Regions from separate parts of the Mus musculus genome. Here regions 1, 2 and 4 are each linked to region 3. The links are chromatin loops, found by intact Hi-C in ENCODE. Cell type or tissue: left cerebral cortex. All regions are shown on one strand.

What was found. Hi-C counts contacts between places; a loop is a spot of excess contacts. Peaks named below come from ENCODE experiments on the same cell type or tissue, not always from the same donor. Only the 100,000 strongest peaks of a DNase experiment are listed, where the experiment ranks them.
Region 1: it touches region 3 in a loop (2.6-fold over the local background); 11 of 42 quality-filtered maps call a loop at or near these places.
Region 2: it touches region 3 in a loop (2.5-fold over the local background); 11 of 42 quality-filtered maps call a loop at or near these places.
Region 4: it touches region 3 in a loop (4-fold over the local background); 12 of 42 quality-filtered maps call a loop at or near these places.

The regions. Positions count from the first base shown.
Region 1 is chr15:63,003,695-63,008,694 of GRCm38, forward strand. No RefSeq gene overlaps it. Among named protein-coding and RNA genes, the nearest start is that of Gm30113, 52 kb to the left of the region's middle. In left cerebral cortex, a CTCF peak has its summit at 2,949; a DNase peak (open chromatin) is centred at 2,921.
Region 2 is chr15:63,110,088-63,115,087 of GRCm38, forward strand. It overlaps Gm30159 (a long non-coding RNA gene), which reads right to left. Exons shown (of 5, transcript XR_384132.1): 4 at 2,719-3,224; 5 at 378-565. Among named protein-coding and RNA genes, the nearest start is that of Gm30159, 33 kb to the right of the region's middle. In left cerebral cortex, a CTCF peak has its summit at 3,032 (motif pointing left); no DNase peak of the experiment used is centred here.
Region 3 is chr15:61,981,456-61,986,455 of GRCm38, forward strand. Myc (myelocytomatosis oncogene) reads left to right here and starts at 3,886. Exons shown (of 3, transcript NM_001177352.1): 1 at 3,886-4,496. In left cerebral cortex, CTCF peaks have their summits at 1,970 (motif pointing right), 3,042 and 4,123; DNase peaks (open chromatin) are centred at 2,033, 2,952, 3,678, 4,075 and 2 more places; H3K4me3 peaks cover 2,920 bases; H3K27ac peaks cover 2,635 bases.
Region 4 is chr15:61,399,023-61,404,022 of GRCm38, forward strand. No RefSeq gene overlaps it. Among named protein-coding and RNA genes, the nearest start is that of Gm24696, 44 kb to the left of the region's middle. In left cerebral cortex, a CTCF peak has its summit at 1,914; a DNase peak (open chromatin) is centred at 1,901.

The sequences.
Region 1 (5,000 bases), 1.0 Mb after region 3:
CCTCCTTCTTGCTAGTCCTACTTTCTATAGCTGAAGGGATTTCCAGAAACTTTGAAGGACTCATGGCTTATTGTCTCATTCATTTTTCTCTGCATCTAAGAGGCAGATATTAACAAGGAGGAAATTAATAATTAACGGAATATATCAGAAATGGAAACCTACCATCCATGCACAGGAATAAGCATAAACTCAGAAAAACACTGGAAGCACCTGGAGTTCAAGGTCTTTAGCACAAAGAAGAGTTTGCTACAATGAAAGCAAATTGGAACAAATCTCAGCAACCAGAAAGCATCCTGTAAGCTCATCTGAAGACACTATATTGTCTCTAGAGATATTAAAGTCTGAATAAGGGAAAAGAGGATACAGAAAGGATGAATACCATCCATCAAGCAAAGCCACGTACACTAAGGAAGACTAAGAAAACTACGAGAAAAGACGCAGAGAAGACATTTGGCAAACTAATGCTTGCGGACATCCAAAGTTTGGTAAGGGGGAAAAAAATCACTTAAATATAAAGCTCCAAGTTCAGCAAATTCCAAAAAGAATGAATGGAGAGACACACACTGAGATATGCAACTTAGCTGTCAAGAGCCAAATTGAGCTCTTAGAACCCAGTGAGGGCAGGGATTCATCATAAACAAGGGCTCTTTAACAAGGTCATCAGCCGAGTTCTCATCAGAAACATGGGAGACTAGAAGGCAATGGTCTGATACATGAAAAGTGCTAAAAAAGAAACTATCCACACCAAGAACACTATATTTAGCAAAACTGTCCTTCAAAAATGAGAAAGACTTTGAAGATACTCCAAGGGGTAAAAGCTGAGGTATTTCACTGCTACTAGACATGTCCAGAGTATAATAGGCAAAGGCATCCTGTAGGTTCAACTACCAGAAAGTGGGTAGTAACTCACAAGCTCACATCAGGATGAAGAAATAAAATTCCCACTGAAGGAGGATGTAGTTTTATAATATTAACAAGTAAAAGGCCCTGTCTCATAAAAACGAACAAACAAATAAGTGAAAGGCATGGGAACAAAGTAATTATATAGTGTGGTGATTATCATGGAAATTAGGCCAATACATGTTTAAGTTAAAATGTTAGAAATTTCAGGTTTTTAAATACAATCTTCACACTTGCACCAAGAAGGAAGTTAAAGATATATGCAAAAGAGAATGAGAAAAGACTCCAGCCATGTCTTTGCAAAAACATCAGATTAAAACAAAGACAGTGATGTGGAGCATCATGAAGGCACAGGAAGGTTCCTTGTCTACAGAGGGCTGCTTTCCCTTCCAGGCTGCAGCCACACTGTTGAGTATTCTAGGGAAGGCTAATGCTGTATCCTTAAATGGCAGCTCTAAAGTTCCATCTACAAACACTGTAACAGCAGCAATTATGTTTTAACATATCATTTTAGCATTTATTCATATCATGGCAGCTTCTGAGAAAATTCATTTGCATTAGGAAGACAGGCTTATTTGTTTTGGTTTATGTGTATGCCTGCATATATGTCTGTGGACACATGTGAGCTTGGTGCCAGTGGAGACCAGAAGGCGGCATCAGATTCCCTGGAACTGGAATTCTAGGTGGTTTTGGGTGCTGAAACAGAAGGAAGAGGACAGGGGTCCTCTGTGACAGAAGCTTCATTTATTCTAATTGTCATGTAAAGGGTTTGAATGTGTATACTTTTGTGGTCTATACTGATGCCTTGTCATCTACCCTCACATGAACTATATCAACTTACAACTATACATTTCTACTTTATACCTCAGTGTCCTGGCCACCTTTTCTCCTCTATTCAGAAAGCAATAAAGTGAGGAAAGAAAATCAGTGTATAGTATCCCCACATGAATCCAGAGCTCAGTATTGCTGACAGAGGCCTTTTGTCCATTGGAAGTCCCTTCATAGCAAGCTTAGCCTACACCTCTTTAAGTATATGATGGAGAGAATAACAGTACCTATATCAGGAACTGTGAGTTGTCAGGGCTAGTATAGGTAGAATGAGACTGTCAACTAGCATAAAGTGCTGTGGTACCCAAACCCTTGCTAGTTCCTATTCTATTAATCTCAGTCTGAAGGATGGTGTTAGCCAAGAAATACATAGGACATGAAGTGGTGTTGGTTTTGAGGCCATGTCTTCTGGGTGCTTCCTCCACTCCTGGGCCATGTGAGAACAGAGATGATAGGTTATTGATGTTTTCCAATATGAATGAATATTCGCAGATATAGTAGCTTATTGTAAAGTTGTCCTAATTCAGACCACCATTCCTAATGATTCCAGTAATTTAGATATGTTAACTCTATAGTACATATACATGGGCCTCAAGTTTGCCTTAGGGACATATTGGGTCTTTTGAAAGTTTTTTTGTTTTTGTTGTTGTTGTTTCGGGTTTTTTGTTGTTGTTGTTGTTGTTGCTGTTGTTGTTGTTTTGGGGTTTGGTTTTTTGGTTTTGTTTTTTTTTTTTTTTGTTTTTTGTTTTTTTTTTGGGGGGGGGGTTTGTTTGTTTGTTTTGTTTTGTTTTGTTTTTCGAGACAGGGTTTCTCTGTGTAGCCCTGGCTGGCTGTCCTGGAACTCACTCTGTAGACCAGGCTGGCCTCGAACTCAGAGATCCGCGGCCTGCCTCGGCCTCCCGAGTGCTGGGATTAAAGGCGTGTGCCACCACACCCGGCGTTTTGCTTTTGTTTTTGTTTTTTTGTTTTTTAAAGTGAGAAGAAACTCCAGACTTACTTTCTAAAACAGTAACATTACTAAAAGCAAGGGCCTCAGTACAGCGATAACAAACACAAATCACCTACTTTGCCAAGAGCTTAAAAGGTCTGGCCTTATTTAATTTTCAAGGCAATCACGGGACTTCACAGAGCTTAGGTAGCAGAGCTAAGGCTTGGATGTTTAGGGGTGCTGGTCTAGAATCAAGGCCAACCCAACCTACACTTATGTCTGTGTTATGCTGCCTCCTCATGGTAAGAGTTTGTTGTAGGACAACAGCAGATACTTCAGACTGAACCCTCCAAGTCCTCCTTTAGCCTTTGACCTAGAAATCCTGCAAGAAAAGCACCTTCTGCCACTGTCAAACGGGAACAGCTCCATCTTGCATAGATGTGGGTGTGCCATGCAGTAGAAGCCAGATAAACCAAGCGGGGGGAGGGAGGGAGGGCGGGGGAACAGGGGGCGCGGGGGGTGGGGAGTATCTTTCTCAGGTCACTGAACTGATATAGGTGACATTAATCTGGAACTGTGAGCCATATACTTGTGACCTGATATGAACGGCAAATGACCTGTTAAAAAGCTCTAACCTATTTCCAGAGCATGACTTTCCACCCGGGGAATCTGTGCCATGCTCAGCAGTGGCAGGAATGGTGTGCTGAATTCCGACACAAGCCTGAACTCAAGCCCAGTTAAGCCGCACTGAGTATTTACCTCGGAAGATCTTAACGGGATCCAGAAAATTCATGGAAAGCCCTCATAGGAGAAGATCTGGCACTCCGTATTCCACTCTGTCTTCAATTTCAAGGTGACAAGCACATTCCGGTGCTCAAATTTCAGGGTAGTAGGAACATTAAAACTGACTTAGGAAAGCCTCCTGTAGAAGCTACAAGCATGGGAAGATGGTTGCTAAGGGCACCGGTAGGAGGTTTGCTTTTCCAATTCAGAAGTTTATAAAGTATTGTTCATTACTTTCCTTTGGTAGGCAGCACAAAGTGATGCTGAAAGGCATTATCACGTGGTCATGTGAACTCAGTACTAGAACCTGTTTGTTGGTGACCCAACCCTCATTCCTAATGCTTGTTTCCCTTGACTATTTAGAAATAGATGTTCACATGATACTTTTGTTTAAAGAAACACAACCAGACTTGTTCTTACTGGGTTTATAGAAAGATTTACACTACAGGAAAAGAAATGTTAGCTTTTAGCTCCCCTCTTTCAACATATTCAAACCTGATTTTCATTGTTGACTGAAACATCGGTGTGAGCTCAGTTACCCAGCCATCCTAGGACCATGAGTAAATACATTAATATGAAAAAAAAAGAGTGAAGAATTGACACAAGTTTAGTTCTAAAGAAATGACAATTATTTGTATTTTAAATAATTTTCATTAATAAATGCTTTATCTTCATTTTTATGAACATGATGATAAGACTTAAATAATAAAGTATAATTTCCTTCTGAATCTCACACTCTATGACCAGGATTCTTTTTTTTTTTAAAGTTTTTAATTAGATATTTTATTTATTTACATTTCAAATGTTATCCCTTTTCCTGGTTTCCCCTCCAGAAGCCCTCTAACCCATCCCCTTCCCCCTGCTTCTCTGAGGGTGCTTCCACCTCCCTGTCCTGGCGTTCTCCTACACTGGAGCATGGAGCCTTCACAGGACCAAGAACCTCTCCTCTCATTGACTTCCGACAAGGCCATCCTCTGCTACATATTCGGCTAGAGCCATGAGTAGCTCCATGTGTACTCTTTCATTGGTGGTTTAGTCCCTGGGAGCTCTGAGGGGTCTGGTTGATTGATATTGTTGTTTCTCCTATGGGGTTGCAAACCCCTACAGCTCCTTCAGTCCGTTTTCTAACTCCTCCCTCGGGGACCCTGTGTTCAGTCCAATGGTTAGCTACGAGCATTCATCTCTGTATTTGTCTCAAAATATTTTCTGTTCCTACTCTTAAAAAGAGTTCTTCCTTGGATTCATACCTAGTTGAATGTTCTTATTTAATACTGATGTATAAGAGCTGATAATAGTTTTTAACATGGTGAAAAGTTTTAAAATACTAATCACTTTAACATTAAGAAATAACATTATAGGTAAAAACGTGACACTCTGGAGTCTCAATTCAAGTTGGCTTACCTATATACTACACAGTTGGCATATAATTTGAGGGAGCAATGTAAATATCTAAAGAAGAATTCACAGTTGAATGGTGAGAATTTAGCCTTGAGCACATGTTTATAATTATGATTTTAAGTGCAGGATTATCCTATTTGATTAAAGCTCTTAGTAGGAAGTT
Region 2 (5,000 bases), 1.1 Mb after region 3:
AGGAGGACAATCTCAGGCTTCCACATACACATCTTTCCTCATAGACACACAATTTGGTACAAGACAATCTCAGGCTTCCACATACACATCTGCCTTCCTAGACACACAATTTGGTACAAAAACATGCTCATAAAGGGGGGGGGGGAGGGAGGGAGGGAGGGAGAAGGAGGGAGAAGATGAATAAATGTGCAAATGTCTTTTATGATATGTGATTTGTAAATAAGTCTTTTTAACTACCAATGTTTTTCTTGCTTCTTCTCTCTCTTACCCTTACCTTCCCCTTATTTATATTTTGTCTCTTTTTCTCTTTTCCCCTATGACCAGCATAAAAAGCCTATAAACCCTTTAATGAAAGAAGGAATGAACACAAGCATGTTATATGTGATAACACCATTGAGGCTTTATTTAGAATGAATATTAAAGTAGATACTAAAGAGATCATTCAGTTAGGATGGGCAACAGAGACATGAACCTGACCATTCTTCTTATCAACATTTTCCACGGTGAGAACCTTCTGTTTCTTTCCATCTACTTGCTAGGCAAGCTGTTCAAATTATTCCATTGCCTACAAGGCAAATGAAGACAACACAAGTTACATAGCCGTGATGTCAACAAAAAGATCCCATACTTTGACATATAAACACAGAAATCTTCTCTTCCTTCCTCTTCATCCACTAAGGGATTTCAAGTGGCTTTTTATGATCAAGCATTTCAAACATTTTTTTTTTCCTCTGCTCATTGGTTTGTAGCTGCAGCTTTCTTTTCTTTTCATCTCTTTGGTAATTTGTGCATGTTTTTATAAAACATATTTCCTTGGAAAGTATTTCAAGAAAAAAGTAGGAACTTTAGTCCTTTTTGGCAGACTGTAGATGATGTTCTTAGACCTCCAGACTGAAGATGGGGGCACTGCCACCAAGAGAGATGGCATCAGGCCTGGCTCGCTGGTTTCCTGGTGTGAGGCTGGCATTGCTCATGTGCATTTCTCTTCTGTTTGTCAGTAAAATAGGAAATGCCAAAAAGGAGGAGGTCTGATAGGTAAGTCAGAATCTTAGAAGGAAAGACCACTGTGGACTCCTTGTTACACTGGGACTAAAATATTAAAGAGTTTCTGGACAACTGTCAACAGACCCACAAGTACAAGCTAAATTTAGGCCACAGAGGATGGGCTAAGAACAGGGAGTCTGATCCCAAACTGGTTTCAAAACTCAGTTAATGATGATTAATATACATGTGTGTTGGCATGTAGATTGCCCAAAACTGTGGCACCTTAGCATCTTCAATAGCTACTTGAACAGCAACCTGAAAAAAGACATTGGAAGCAAGATCTTTCTAAACTTCTGTCCTTTCTCTCTATCCCTTTCCCCAAGATACTCCCTAAAAAGCTGGAGCCCCTTTCCTTTACAAAAAGTGAAAAAGTATTATTCAAATCTTCCCTTGACTTCCTGTGTAAGGACTGACCAGAAGGATATTCTCTAACACATTCTTGTGTGAAGAAAAGTCATAGATGTGATCCCAAAAGTGTCCTGTCATTTTTGATGAAAAACTAAGACTTATATAGAAGAATCAATAAGAATCTGAACAGTCTGGTAATGCTGAGTTTCTTTCCTAAGTCTGTTACTAATTTTCCTGCCTGATCATTGTGGGAAGCCGCAAACGCCATTACAAGATGGTGCTGGCTACCACTGGCCACCGCCCATGATTATGGGTAAACAACCAATGTGCGCATGTGCATAAGGGTTTTTTTTTGCCAAGTCACTGCCTGGCCCGACGCATATTAATGAGGTACTGGTAGCATAACCAATCAGGTATGGACACGTCACTCCTAGGCCTATATAAGCAGCACCATTTCTGGGCTCAGGGTCTTTCGCCGATGCAGTCAATGCTCTCCCAATAAACGTGTGCAGAAGGATCCTATTGTGGCGTCGTTCTTGCTGGCGAGTCTGGCGCGCGCAAGAGATCATGTGTCTATTTGGCTGTCTGCCTTACATGTGACCTAAGTGCAAAGGAGGAAAGTATTTTCGAATCGTTGAGTCTTCATCCTAAAGCCTCCTCCATCATATAAAATTCCAATTGACCATGTTATTTTTATTTATTTATTTTTACTTCCAGTGATTGTGTCTTTGTTCACATTTTGGTTCCAGTCATCCAGGAATCAAAGACTCCTTGTCTCTTGCTTACAAAATTGTTCTTCATGACCTGAAAGTGCTAATGTAGCAGAATCAACATGGTGGGGTTATGAAAGACCTTAAACAAATTTGCACATGCAAAACATTTAGAAAATTTCTTGCCACTCAATGCTATCTAAGTGTCACCTATAATAGTAGCATTTCTATTAATATCATCCAGAGTCATATGGGTAAAAGAAGATAAGATTAAGAGAAATGTGCAGGAAGGATTTGAAATGTTAGTTGGTATGCTACCATCCTTTTTTCACTCTATCTTATTCCCATGACTAACACTTTGATACTAAAAGTACGGAGTCACATAGGTAAGTTAGTGTTTCCTAGTATTGTTTTTTACCAAGTACACTCACCTGTCCTCAACAACAAAACAAAACAACAACAAAAAACCAACAACAACAACAAAAAAACCCACAAAAAAAAAATGTGTGCCCAGAGAAATACTGTGATTAGTCTCTGTAATATGAATGTTCTACATTTGAATTTCTTACTTCTTTTAGTCTTTAGAATAAGTCTGTGAAGGAGGCAATATTCTCACCTCTCCATAGAGAATGACTCTGGCCATACGGAAAGACTTTGTCCAAGTGTATTCAGCTGTCCAAAGCAGAAATGAAATGTCATCTTTGTTCTCTTATACGAACTTCAGAGCTTTCTTATCAGAGAGCTTTTCTCTCTCTGATACATCACACACTATAGACGATCCTTATGGTCCAGCTCCTTGGATGACATTGAGAGGTAGAAATAGACCATCCATCAGTGGGTTCAATGTCCAGTTCCAGTTATGAAATTTAGATCCCGAATCCTTGGCTACTTTTTTCCCATCCTCCACAAGCTCTGAGAACTGCTTCCATAGAGCTCCATCTAGTGCCCTAGGGCAGGGTGAGGCACAGGGGTGAGGGAAAACAAAGGTCAGGATTCCCTAGATAATCCAAGGATTAATGGAAATACTGGATGACTTGGGCAGCCTCAGCAGGAAAAAGGCATGACTCTCCTTTCAGGATGACTCTAATTTGTTTCCTGAAACCTGAAAGAAACAACTTTGGACTCAAAACATAGATTGATAAAGATTATTTTGACTACTCGAATTGATAATCAATCATTTCTCACTGAATTGTTTTTGTTCATGCTGTGCATTTCGTTATTCTGGAACAGTGTTCATATCTTAAAGTTTTCGTCCTTGGAGAGTCTTTAACCTTCAGACTCTTTCCAGTAGTGCCCCTCTGTGCTCATAGACACCCCATTGTCTTGATCATTACACGTAACTATTGATATTGGAGGAGACTAAGTATTGTAAGCTTCCAGATATAGATATAATTCTTCTTATTACACAGATGTTAAAAATGAAACCCAGAGAATTGATAGTCTTCAAAGTCTTGTGTCATAATATTGGTGTGAGAGAAATGAGAGGACTCGAAGGCAGAAAGGTCCTTGTTTCCTTGTTTGCTCTGTTAAGACTTTTTTTTTTAAGGCGAACAAAGAATGAGGCTAAGTCACAGCTATGCTGTTATATCAACAACCAACCAGGAAATGTGTTTCTTCTGATTCTAACTCAATAGCTATTCTTTGGGCAAAATCTATCACTGCCTTCACACATTTGATCTCAATCAATAGGTATCCCATTATATAGATTAGTTGTTTTATAGCTTCTTATAGAAATATATGTTAGAAAATATATATTAAAGGTATATGATCATATGAATATATAGGAAAAATAAAATATTAATAAATGGAACCCAATACAGAATAAAAATAATTACATAGCTTGGCCAAATAAGATTTATCTAAACTATATAAATTAGCTTGAAATCTCAAAAGCAAATAATGAAAACATGCAGCTATAAAGAGCAGTCCTGTGATCAGAGCTGAGAAAGCAGAAACATTTGGCAAATATCAATACTCATTCAAAACAAAATCTCAGAAACCTAAAAGCAGGATTCATTTCCAACTTAATAGAAAAAAATCTACCTTTAAAATACTTTTTAATGATTTCATTGAGAACTTCATAAAATGTATTCTGAACCTTAACTGCTACCATATCAACCTTTGTTATTTTCCCTTACCTCTGGACATACCCAACTCATACATTTGAGTGTTTTTCCTACCCACCTATATTGTGTCTGTTTTGTATTACCTAGTTAAGACTTAACAGTGAGGCTCTTCCCCAGAGTATGGTCCAGCAATCGGGGTCACATAATTAAAGAAAGCCTACTTTCCTTCTACCAGCAACTATCAAATGCCAACAGGTCCCCAGCTACTGGTGAGATTTTATTTCTGCCTCCCTCTCTCCAGGCTTGAATTTTGTCTGCATTAAGATTGTACAAATGTGTGCATGCTGTCACAAGTTCATAGATGGGATTGACCTGCCACCCCCAACAAAATCTACTGCCATAGTTAATAGGAGAAAGTTAGACTCATCTCCTTAAGTTTGAGAACAAAACAGAGTATCCCTTCTCATTCCCCCTCAACATGGTATTAGAAGTCCTTAAAAATGCAGATAAGAAAGGGGGAGCGAGGGAGGGAGGGAGGGAGGGAGGGAGGGAGGGGAGAGGGAAAAACGGAGAAGGATATTCTCTCTCTCTCTCTCTCTCTCTCTCTCTCTCTCTCTCACACACACACACACACACACACACACACACAGAGGGGGTTATTTTAACATAAAGAAGCAAAACTATCCTTGTTTGCAAGTGACATTACAAGATTGTAAGATAAAAGGCTAATGCAAACAGTCAATTTCATTTTTCTTCATTAACAATGAATTCACAAGTTTCAGATTAAAAACACACTTTAATTTTATATTTGCATCTACATCAAGGAGATACT
Region 3 (5,000 bases):
GAACATTCCAATCACTACACTTTATTGACAAGATTATAAACTTGTGGCTTTCCTGTCCTTTTTAAAGTATTTTTTAAAATTTATTTTACAATGAAGTGGTACCCTTTCATTTCCTAATATGTAAAATGGGGATGTCCCCTACCTTCCTGTTACTTAAAAGCAACACCCCGGGTGATGTCATCAGGCTGGGGTACAGTACGGGCAAGTCCCCAAACCACAGGCTATTCCGCTACCTGGGTTCCCACACCTACACTGGACCGGCATGATTTGGACGTAAGATCTTAAAATAATCCATAATTACACCTTTTCAAAAAGGACCTTTTGAGGGTCAGCTCTACCCACTGTCATATCTGTTGGTGCTGTCCTGTGTTTAGGGAGAGGCAGAGAGAAAGCGGGTGTGCGCAACCTCTAAGAGAGTAATAGTAAAGAGACAAGCCTAGGAAATCTTCCCCAAGAGGCCTTTTGGGGAAGGCTATCCCCCCTTCCGTGGATGTTGAATACCTTGCCTGTTGCTCAGATGCAGTCAAGCATCTGATGATGCTTGAGGCATGATGCTGAGACCACTGTGTAGGTTGGTACAAATTCCCTTTCTATTATACCCACCCTTATGCAGTTATTTGGGTTTAAATTTTCAACGTTTTAAAAAAAAAAAAAAAAAGTATTGCCGGGCAATAGTGACGCAGGCCTTTAATCCCAGCACTCGAAAGACAGAGGCAGGCAGATCTCTGAGTTTGAGACCAACCTGGATGGTCTAAGGCCTTGAACTCAAGAGATCTATCCACCAGCTTGTATCCCATTTAATTGAGTGATTTGTTTGCTCTCTCTCTCTCCCGCTCCCCCTCTCTCCCCCCTCTCCCTCCCCTTTTTCAGTTCTTTATTTATATTTGAATATTATCTCTCTCTCAGATGTGTACTTGGTGACGGTCTTTTCTACAAAGGATTATCTGTTTCATGACACGCCATTTATTAATCTGCTTGTCCCTGGAGCTTCTGTACAGTAGCGTGACCTGATCCTCTAGCTTCTCCATCCCAGATGATTGGGATTCAAGGCATTCATCACCACGCCTACCTAAAATTCCAACCTTTTAATAAAATGGCTCTCTAAAATATTTTGGCAAAGGAATCTCACTCTTTCTCTTCACTAATATAGTTCAACCACCCAATTCGTAAGCAGTCGGGCTGAGGGTGAGCATCCTTAAGAACATAAAAGCAAAATTTGGAGGCTCAAGATTCAGTTTAGTTGCTAGAGGGCTCACATAGCATGCCCTCCCCACCCGGGATTCCATTCTCATTTATCGAGGCATAAGGCCAGGTGTGGTGGGATATGTGCTGGGATGCATAAGATCTTTTATAAAGAAGAGGAAGAGGAAAAACAGTTATACAAAACTAATAAAACTGTGTGAGTTTCAGGCTAGCAAAGAATAGTCGTGAGAATCTCTCTCAAAAAAAAAACCCCAAAATAATAATAATGATAATAATGATAATAATAATAATAATAATAAAACAAGGCAATAATAAGCTAATGCTCCTGCCTTGCATTCTGACTCCTTTTGCCCAGTAAAATTCAATGCTCTGCTTTGACACGTCCAGCTTACAACACGACAAAGGTGTGAGACATGGGTGCTAAAACTTGTTCTATTGCCTTTCCGTTTCTGTTAGATCTCCTTCACTTGTATACCTGTGACTCATTCATTTTCCCCATCCACAACTAGGGCTCTGTTTTGGGTGACTGTCAGAAAGTAGGGATGGGTTCATCTACTCCCCCTCTTTGCAACTGAATAGCCACCTCTGAACCATTTTTTTCTCTAGTAATTTCTCTTCCTTTGCCTCCTTTGCAGCCTAAAAGAGTCATTTAAAGGATGACCGGAAGCTTGTCTTAGGCAAGGAAGCATCTTCCCAGAACCTGGAAACCCTGCAGCCCTGCCCCCATCCGACCTCCGCCCTCGTTGGCTTCGCAACGCTGTGGTCTCTGTGGCCAGTAGAGGGCACACTTACTTTACTTTCACAAATCCGAGAGCCACAACCCGGGTGGTGGGGGGTGAGGGGGCGGGGAAAGAGTCTCTGCAGCAAAACGCAGACTAGGGATTGGTGGCTCTTGGTGTTTGAGGCAAAATCCTAGAGGCTGTAGTCATTTTGCAATCCTTAAAGCTGAATTGTGCAATGAGCTCGATGAAGGAAGATACTATCATTCAACAGCTGAATCCTAAATTGCAAACTCAGTGGCTAATAACAACTTTGAACAATGAGCACCTTATACACGCTACTGTATTTTCTTTTCTTTCTTTTTTTTTTTTTTTTTTTTTTTTAAACCGGGTAGCAGTGAGAGAGGTTTCTTTAAGTGCCTTGGGGCGAGGAGTCCGGAATAAGAAGACTTCTTTGGGTTTTAAAGTGTAGGATAAGCAAATCCCGAGGGAATATGCATTATATAATAAATCTAGAACCAATGCACAGAGCAAAAGACTCATGTTTCTGGTTGGTTAATAAGCTAGATTATCGTGTATATATAAAGTGTGTATGTATACGTTTGGGGATTGTACAGAATGCACAGCGTAGTATTCAGGAAAAAGGAAACTGGGAAATTAATGTATAAATTAAAATCAGCTTTTAATTAGCTTAACACACACATACGAAGGCAAAAATGTAACGTTACTTTGATCTGATCAGGGCCGACTTTTTTTTTTAAGTGCATAATTACGATTCCAGTAATAAAAGGGGAAAGCTTGGGTTTGTCCTGGGAGGAAGGGGTTAACGGTTTTCTTTATTCTAGGGTCTCTGCAGGCTCCCCAGATCTGGGTTGGCAATTCACTCCTCCCCCTTTCTGGGAAGTCCGGGTTTTCCCCAACCCCCCAATTCATGGCATATTCTCGCGTCTAGCGCCTTGATTTTCCCCACCCCAGCTCCTAAACCAGAGTCTGCTGCAAACTGGCTCCACAGGGGCAAAGAGGATTTGCCTCTTGTGAAAACCGACTGTGGCCCTGGAACTGTGTGGAGGTGTATGGGGTGTAGACCGGCAGAGACTCCTCCCGGAGGAGCCGGGTAGAGCGCACCCGCCGCCACTTTACTGGACTGCGCAGGGAGACCTACAGGGGAAAGAGCCGCCTCCACACCACCCGCCGGGTGGAAGTCCGAACCGGAGGTGCTGGAGTGTGTGTGTGGGGGGGGGGGGGAATCTGCCTTTTGGCAGCAAATTGGGGGGGGGGGTCGTTCTGGAAAGAATGTGCCCAGTCAACATAACTGTACGACCAAAGGCAAAATACACAATGCCTTCCCCGCGAGATGGAGTGGCTGTTTATCCCTAAGTGGCTCTCCAAGTATACGTGGCAGTGAGTTGCTGAGCAATTTTAATAAAATTCCAGACATCGTTTTTCCTGCATAGACCTCATCTGCGGTTGATCACCCTCTATCACTCCACACACTGAGCGGGGGCTCCTAGATAACTCATTCGTTCGTCCTTCCCCCTTTCTAAATTCTGTTTTCCCCAGCCTTAGAGAGACGCCTGGCCGCCCGGGACGTGCGTGACGCGGTCCAGGGTACATGGCGTATTGTGTGGAGCGAGGCAGCTGTTCCACCTGCGGTGACTGATATACGCAGGGCAAGAACACAGTTCAGCCGAGCGCTGCGCCCGAACAACCGTACAGAAAGGGAAAGGACTAGCGCGCGAGCAAGAGAAAATGGTCGGGCGCGCAGTTAATTCATGCTGCGCTATTACTGTTTACACCCCGGAGCCGGAGTACTGGGCTGCGGGGCTGAGGCTCCTCCTCCTCTTTCCCCGGCTCCCCACTAGCCCCCCTCCCGAGTTCCCAAAGCAGAGGGCGGGGAAGCGAGAGGAGGAAAAAAAAATAGAGAGAGGTGGGGAAGGGAGAAAGAGAGATTCTCTGGCTAATCCCCGCCCACCCGCCCTTTATATTCCGGGGGTCTGCGCGGCCGAGGACCCCTGGGCTGCGCTGCTCTCAGCTGCCGGGTCCGACTCGCCTCACTCAGCTCCCCTCCTGCCTCCTGAAGGGCAGGGCTTCGCCGACGCTTGGCGGGAAAAAGAAGGGAGGGGAGGGATCCTGAGTCGCAGTATAAAAGAAGCTTTTCGGGCGTTTTTTTCTGACTCGCTGTAGTAATTCCAGCGAGAGACAGAGGGAGTGAGCGGACGGTTGGAAGAGCCGTGTGTGCAGAGCCGCGCTCCGGGGCGACCTAAGAAGGCAGCTCTGGAGTGAGAGGGGCTTTGCCTCCGAGCCTGCCGCCCACTCTCCCCAACCCTGCGACTGACCCAACATCAGCGGCCGCAACCCTCGCCGCCGCTGGGAAACTTTGCCCATTGCAGCGGGCAGACACTTCTCACTGGAACTTACAATCTGCGAGCCAGGACAGGACTCCCCAGGCTCCGGGGAGGGAATTTTTGTCTATTTGGGGACAGTGTTCTCTGCCTCTGCCCGCGATCAGCTCTCCTGAAAAGAGCTCCTCGAGCTGTTTGAAGGCTGGATTTCCTTTGGGCGTTGGAAACCCCGGTAAGCACAGATCTGGTGGTCTTTCCCTGTGTTCTTTCTGCGTCTTGAATGTAGCGGCCGGTTAGGACAGTCTTTCTTCCATTCCTGTGCTTTTGACACTTTTCTCAAGAGTAGTTGGGGTAGGCTGGGGTAGATCTGAGTCGGGGTAGAGCGACTTGTCAAGATGACAGAGGAAAGGGGAAGGGAAAAACCGGGATGCATTTTGAAGCGGGGTTCCCGAGGTTACTATGGGCTGACGCTGACCCGGCCGGTTGGACATTCTTGCTTTGCTACATTAATTGATATGTGTCCTTTGAGGGGTCAAACCGGGAGGTCGCTTCGTGGTGGCCAAAGAAAGCCCTTGGAATCCTGAGGTCTTTGGAGAAGGGATTACCTTTTGCGTTTGGGAGCGAGAAGGCTCCGTAGCTTCTGACTTACCAGTCTCTGAGAGGGCATTTAAATTTCAGCTTGGTGCATTTCTGACAGCCTGGGACCGACACGGAGGTGCGTCCCGCCCGCCAATCC
Region 4 (5,000 bases), 580 kb before region 3:
CCTGGCTTGTGTCTCCTAAAAGGGGAAACTACTGCAAGGTCTCTGAAAGGAAGGAAAGGGGACCTTTTTAATTAGCTTTCTCTTTTGAATGACGCCATCACAGATCTGATTCATTTCCATGAATTGAAAAAAACGAAGCAGGGTAGGTGGTACACACTCCAGAAGAAATGAATGAGAGCTGTCAGGAAAGAGAACAGGTTAGAGGAAGGCTACAGCTGGAGAAAACAGGCATGTGGTACTGGCTATTCATTACAACCCTGGGCCAGTTGGCAGACGATGTGGACATTTGAATTGAAATTGAAGGAGGGAAAGGGCCTGTTTATAAGTTTGGTAACTGGAGAAGGGTGACATGTAATTCCTATCTTCAGTCATTTGGAATGTTCTCCTTGGCATTTCTGGAAACTTTTTATGAGTAGGTCTTCCCATAGTTCTGCTTTAATTTGGGTTGATTTATATATATATATATATATATATATATATATATATATATATATATATATATATGTACGGAGAGATGGAGTGGCCCAAAATGGCTTCACAATTACTATGCATTAGAGGCTGGTCTGGACTCCTGATATTCCTGCCTCTTACTCCTAAATGTTCAGAGTATAAGTATGTACAACCATGCCCTTGCAGTTATAAAACTTATTTCTGACTCAGATACTATGTAGAAGGATGGTATTGATGACTGGTACCATAGTATTGATGAGAGTTGGAGGCATGCTACATGTGAGTGCCCACAGAGGCCAGAAGACTATACTAAGTCATGGAAGCTAGAAGCATAAGTGATTGTAAACCATTAGGCATGAATGCTAGGAATGAAACTGGTCCTCTATAAAAGCAGCAAGGGCTGATAACTGCTAAACCACCTGTGCAGCCTCATTTCTGGTATCTTAAAAACTTCTGCCCTTTGTGTCCCATGATTCCTCCAAAAGAATTCTATGATTGACAAGTATTTTTGGTTTTATAGTCTCTAAATGAAAATGTCTACTTCCCAAATGGCTTCTTATCTACCAAGTCTTGCTTCTTCAGTCCATCCTCACTTTGTGGCCAGAATGTTTTCCTGCTGACGTATACTTGTCCTTGGTCAGTTTTGAGATGAAAGCTCACTTATCTTAGACCTTGAATTTGTTCTGTAGTCCAGAAGTCTTATCCTCCTCCCTCCACCACCCAAGTGCTGGAACTACAGACTCACACCACCGTGCCTAATCTATGTAGTTCTGGAAAGCAGGACCCACAGATTCATACACACTAGACAAGTGCTTTAGCCAAAGAAGTATACACCCAACCCAAGCTTGTTCTTGAATACTTAATTGTTAAAAGACAAAAATCTCAATAGCTACCCCATTGCTCATAATATAAACAATATTTCTTAGAAACACCCTTCTGGATAGGTTGCCAACCTACCAATCTCTTTAAGTTCATTTACAAGACCCAGAATGTAGCTAGAAGCAAAGAAAAGAAGAGAGGAAAGGCAGGTTTCCATAATGATCCTATTTTCATAAGTAAAAGAAAATTAAATAAGAGTCACTGGGAAGTAATGAGTCACTGGATTTTGATCTGGAAAAATTGACTCTAATTCCAGGCTCAGTCACTAGACGATACCTCACAAAGGTCATTAATTTATCATGAGCCTCAGTTTCCCTAAACTTATCAGAGTTCATTGTTAGTTTCAAAGTGTCGATTAAATATTCTGCAGAGCTTTGCATTCATTGATTTTTGCTGACATTTATTTTATTCTAGCTATAGTTAACCCAAGTCTGGCAGCAGGGAAACCAATTCTCATGGAAGTAGTTGGTGTTTCCATATATTATTAGCTTTGTTGTCAGCTTGCTTCTTGCTGTTTTTAATCCTAACACCTTCCTTCCTTTACTTGGAAGATGACTGCACTCTCTGGGTCAATAGGTGTCACTGTTGAGCAATACAAATGTGTCTCCATCACCCCATAATGTTGGTATTAAAATGTTGGTTGGTCACAGGTATAGCCACTGGTCAGTGTTGATATCACAAAGTAAGTTAATTCTATAATCACTATACTACTTGCCTTAAAATTCTTACAAGACCTCTCTCTCTTTCTCTTTGTCTCTCTCTCTCTCTCTCTCTCTCTCTCACACACACACACTCACACGCACACGCACACGCGCGCACACACATACACACACACACACACGCGCGCGCGCGCGCATGCACCTTTTAAAAAAACGTTTAAATATTAGATATAAAAGAATCCAGATGATGTACAAAAAGGAAGTAAATAGGAGGAAGAAGTGATCACCTTTTCCATTTGCAGGAAATGTCTGGCAAAGTTGCAGGAAGACATTATTTGAGGGAGGAAGCTTATTGCTTGAATAAGAAAATGTAAGCCATGTACCTGCACACCCACCAACCAGCTGCTGCTATTATAATTGACTCAAGATAGAGGTGTCACCATAACAAATTGGTACAGAAATAGAAGATATTGTGGACAATCAAAAAGTTCTCATTTCTAGCTTAGGCCACAGATCTCTGAGAACTCCCTGGTTACTCAAGAAGAATGGAATACATGAAGGTAGTCTATTTATACTTTCTTATTTATAAATCAATATAGTCTGAAAGTCATGAATTACATGGGCTAGAACATGATAGATGGAATGTGATTAGGCAGAATGGGCTGGGATGATTGGGATCAGATGGAATAGAGTAGCATAGGATGGGACGGGATGAGATAAGTGAGGATGGAATGGCCTTGGATGGGTTAAGACATAGTGTGGAGTATACTATAGGATGAAAAGAGAGTGAATGAAATGGACTTTACTTAGAGACACACAGATTGTTGGGTAAAAATTGTGAAATTGAATGTAAAATTCAATAGAATTAAAAGAATCTTACTAAGTGTTTTGAGATGTAGAGAGCTGGTATGTTAAATTGGGATGAAAGTAGTTAATGGACTCAGGAAATTGTCAGCTTATTTCCAGCTTAGACGATTGGGCATCTAGGGATATAAAAGCCTGGTGCCTTTCTTGAGTTATTCTTTAAATTTCACATAGGTAGTGACTTACCTTAGGATTATGGCCAGGAAAAGACATCCTGTTTTAACAATTGTTACCATTAATGTTAAACATTTTGAAAGTATCATTTCATTTAATCATCACATAATTTGAATGTTGTGGTATTCCGATACTCATTTAATACACATGAAAATCGAAGCAGTAAGGTTAAGCTGTCCAAGATCACATAGTGGAAGCTGGCGATTAATGGTCAAAATGTAAAAATACAAATTTCAGCTTGAATTCCTAATCATGTAGTGTTTCACACCATGCCAAGTGCCCTTAACCCATTACACTTCCAGAAGAAATATTATGGTTTGTATAAGTAAAAAACCCTGTAAACAGACCCTGGTCTGAAGTAGATATAAGAAAATGTAGCACGGTTCCCAAGCTCTTCTGTCAAGCTAAACTAAACCAAAATCATTCACCCTCTTCTGCCAAAACTAGGTTTCAAACTTCTAGGTTTCACCTTCTTCAAAACTAGGCTTGAACACATTAGCCGTTCCTCACCTCTAATATCCATTTGCACAACAGGTATTGCTTAGAGGACTCCAGAAAATGTGAAGAATCCCATCATTCAAATGTTTTAAGGATGCGTTTTTCTTGCCTAAGGTTTCTTTTTTTTTTTTTTTTTTTTTTTTTTTCCATCAGGCCGTTCTAACTAGAGGCCAGATTTGAATTTTTTTTTCCATTTTTTATTAGGTATTTAACTCATTTACATTTCCAATGCTATACCAAAAGTCCCCCATATCCACTCACCCCCCTGCCCACCCACTCCCCCTTTTTGGCCCTGGTGTTCCCCTGTACTGGGGCATATAAAGTTTGCAAGTCCAATGGGCCTCTCTTCCCAGTGATGGCCGACTAGGCCATCTTTTGATATATATGCAGCTAGAGTCAAGAGCTCCGGGGTACTGGTTAGTTCATAATGTTGTTCCACCTATAGGGTTGCAGATCCCTTTAGCTCCTTGGGTACTTTCTCTAGCTCCTCCATTGGGGGCCCTATGATCCATCCATTACCTGACTGTGAGCATCCACTTCTGTGTTTGCTATTGCCTAAGGTTTCTAAGTTAATCAATTCAGCTACCCCCAACAGACTCTCAACAAATGAGGGAAGAAGACACTTCAAGAAGGGATATGGAATATTGAATAGGAAACTATACACATCCCTCTTATTGAAGTCCTGCTGTATCTTTTGCTGAAAATGTCCAGTGAGGATATTATAGTTACCCTTGCAAGGGATGACTACTTAAGAGGCAGTATAACTGAGAGGAAGTACTGTGTTCAAATCCTGACTCTATCATTCAATAGATTTGTCTCCTTGTGTGAACTTCTATGGTTCTTTGAAGCTTAATTTATTCATTGACTAAATGGAGGTAAAAGGTTTGTCTAAACATATTAATATATATGAAACACTTAGAACCCAGCTTGATACAGACTGAGAATTAAATGCCAGCTATTATTGTTATCCCAGCTCTGTGTAACGGGTTCATTCAATGCTGTTTTTGTGCTTTACATAGCATACTATATACTCTTTTTCAAAATGGACTGTCATCTTTAGGACATTTTAAAGTAGAGAAAACATTAGTAGAAAATATAGAATGAATATATATATATATATATATATATATATATATATCCCTCGCAAATGCCTAGAATTGTCCATTATCAACATTCCTTACCAAATCAATATATTTGCTAAAAGTTATGAAGTTATATTGACAAGTCATTATCCTTCATAATTTTCATTATAGTTCACTCTTAATATTGGGCCTTCTGTGGGTTTGAACAAATCTATGACACATATCCACATTAATGGTATCAAAAACTATTTGCACTAAAAAAATCCTCTGCCTTCAATCTATTGATGCCAACCATATTACCTGCTCCCCAACCCTTGGAAAGTATCAATCTTTTCACTGTCTTCATAGTTTGATTGAAAGCCCTATGGTTGGAGTCATATGGAATATAATTTTT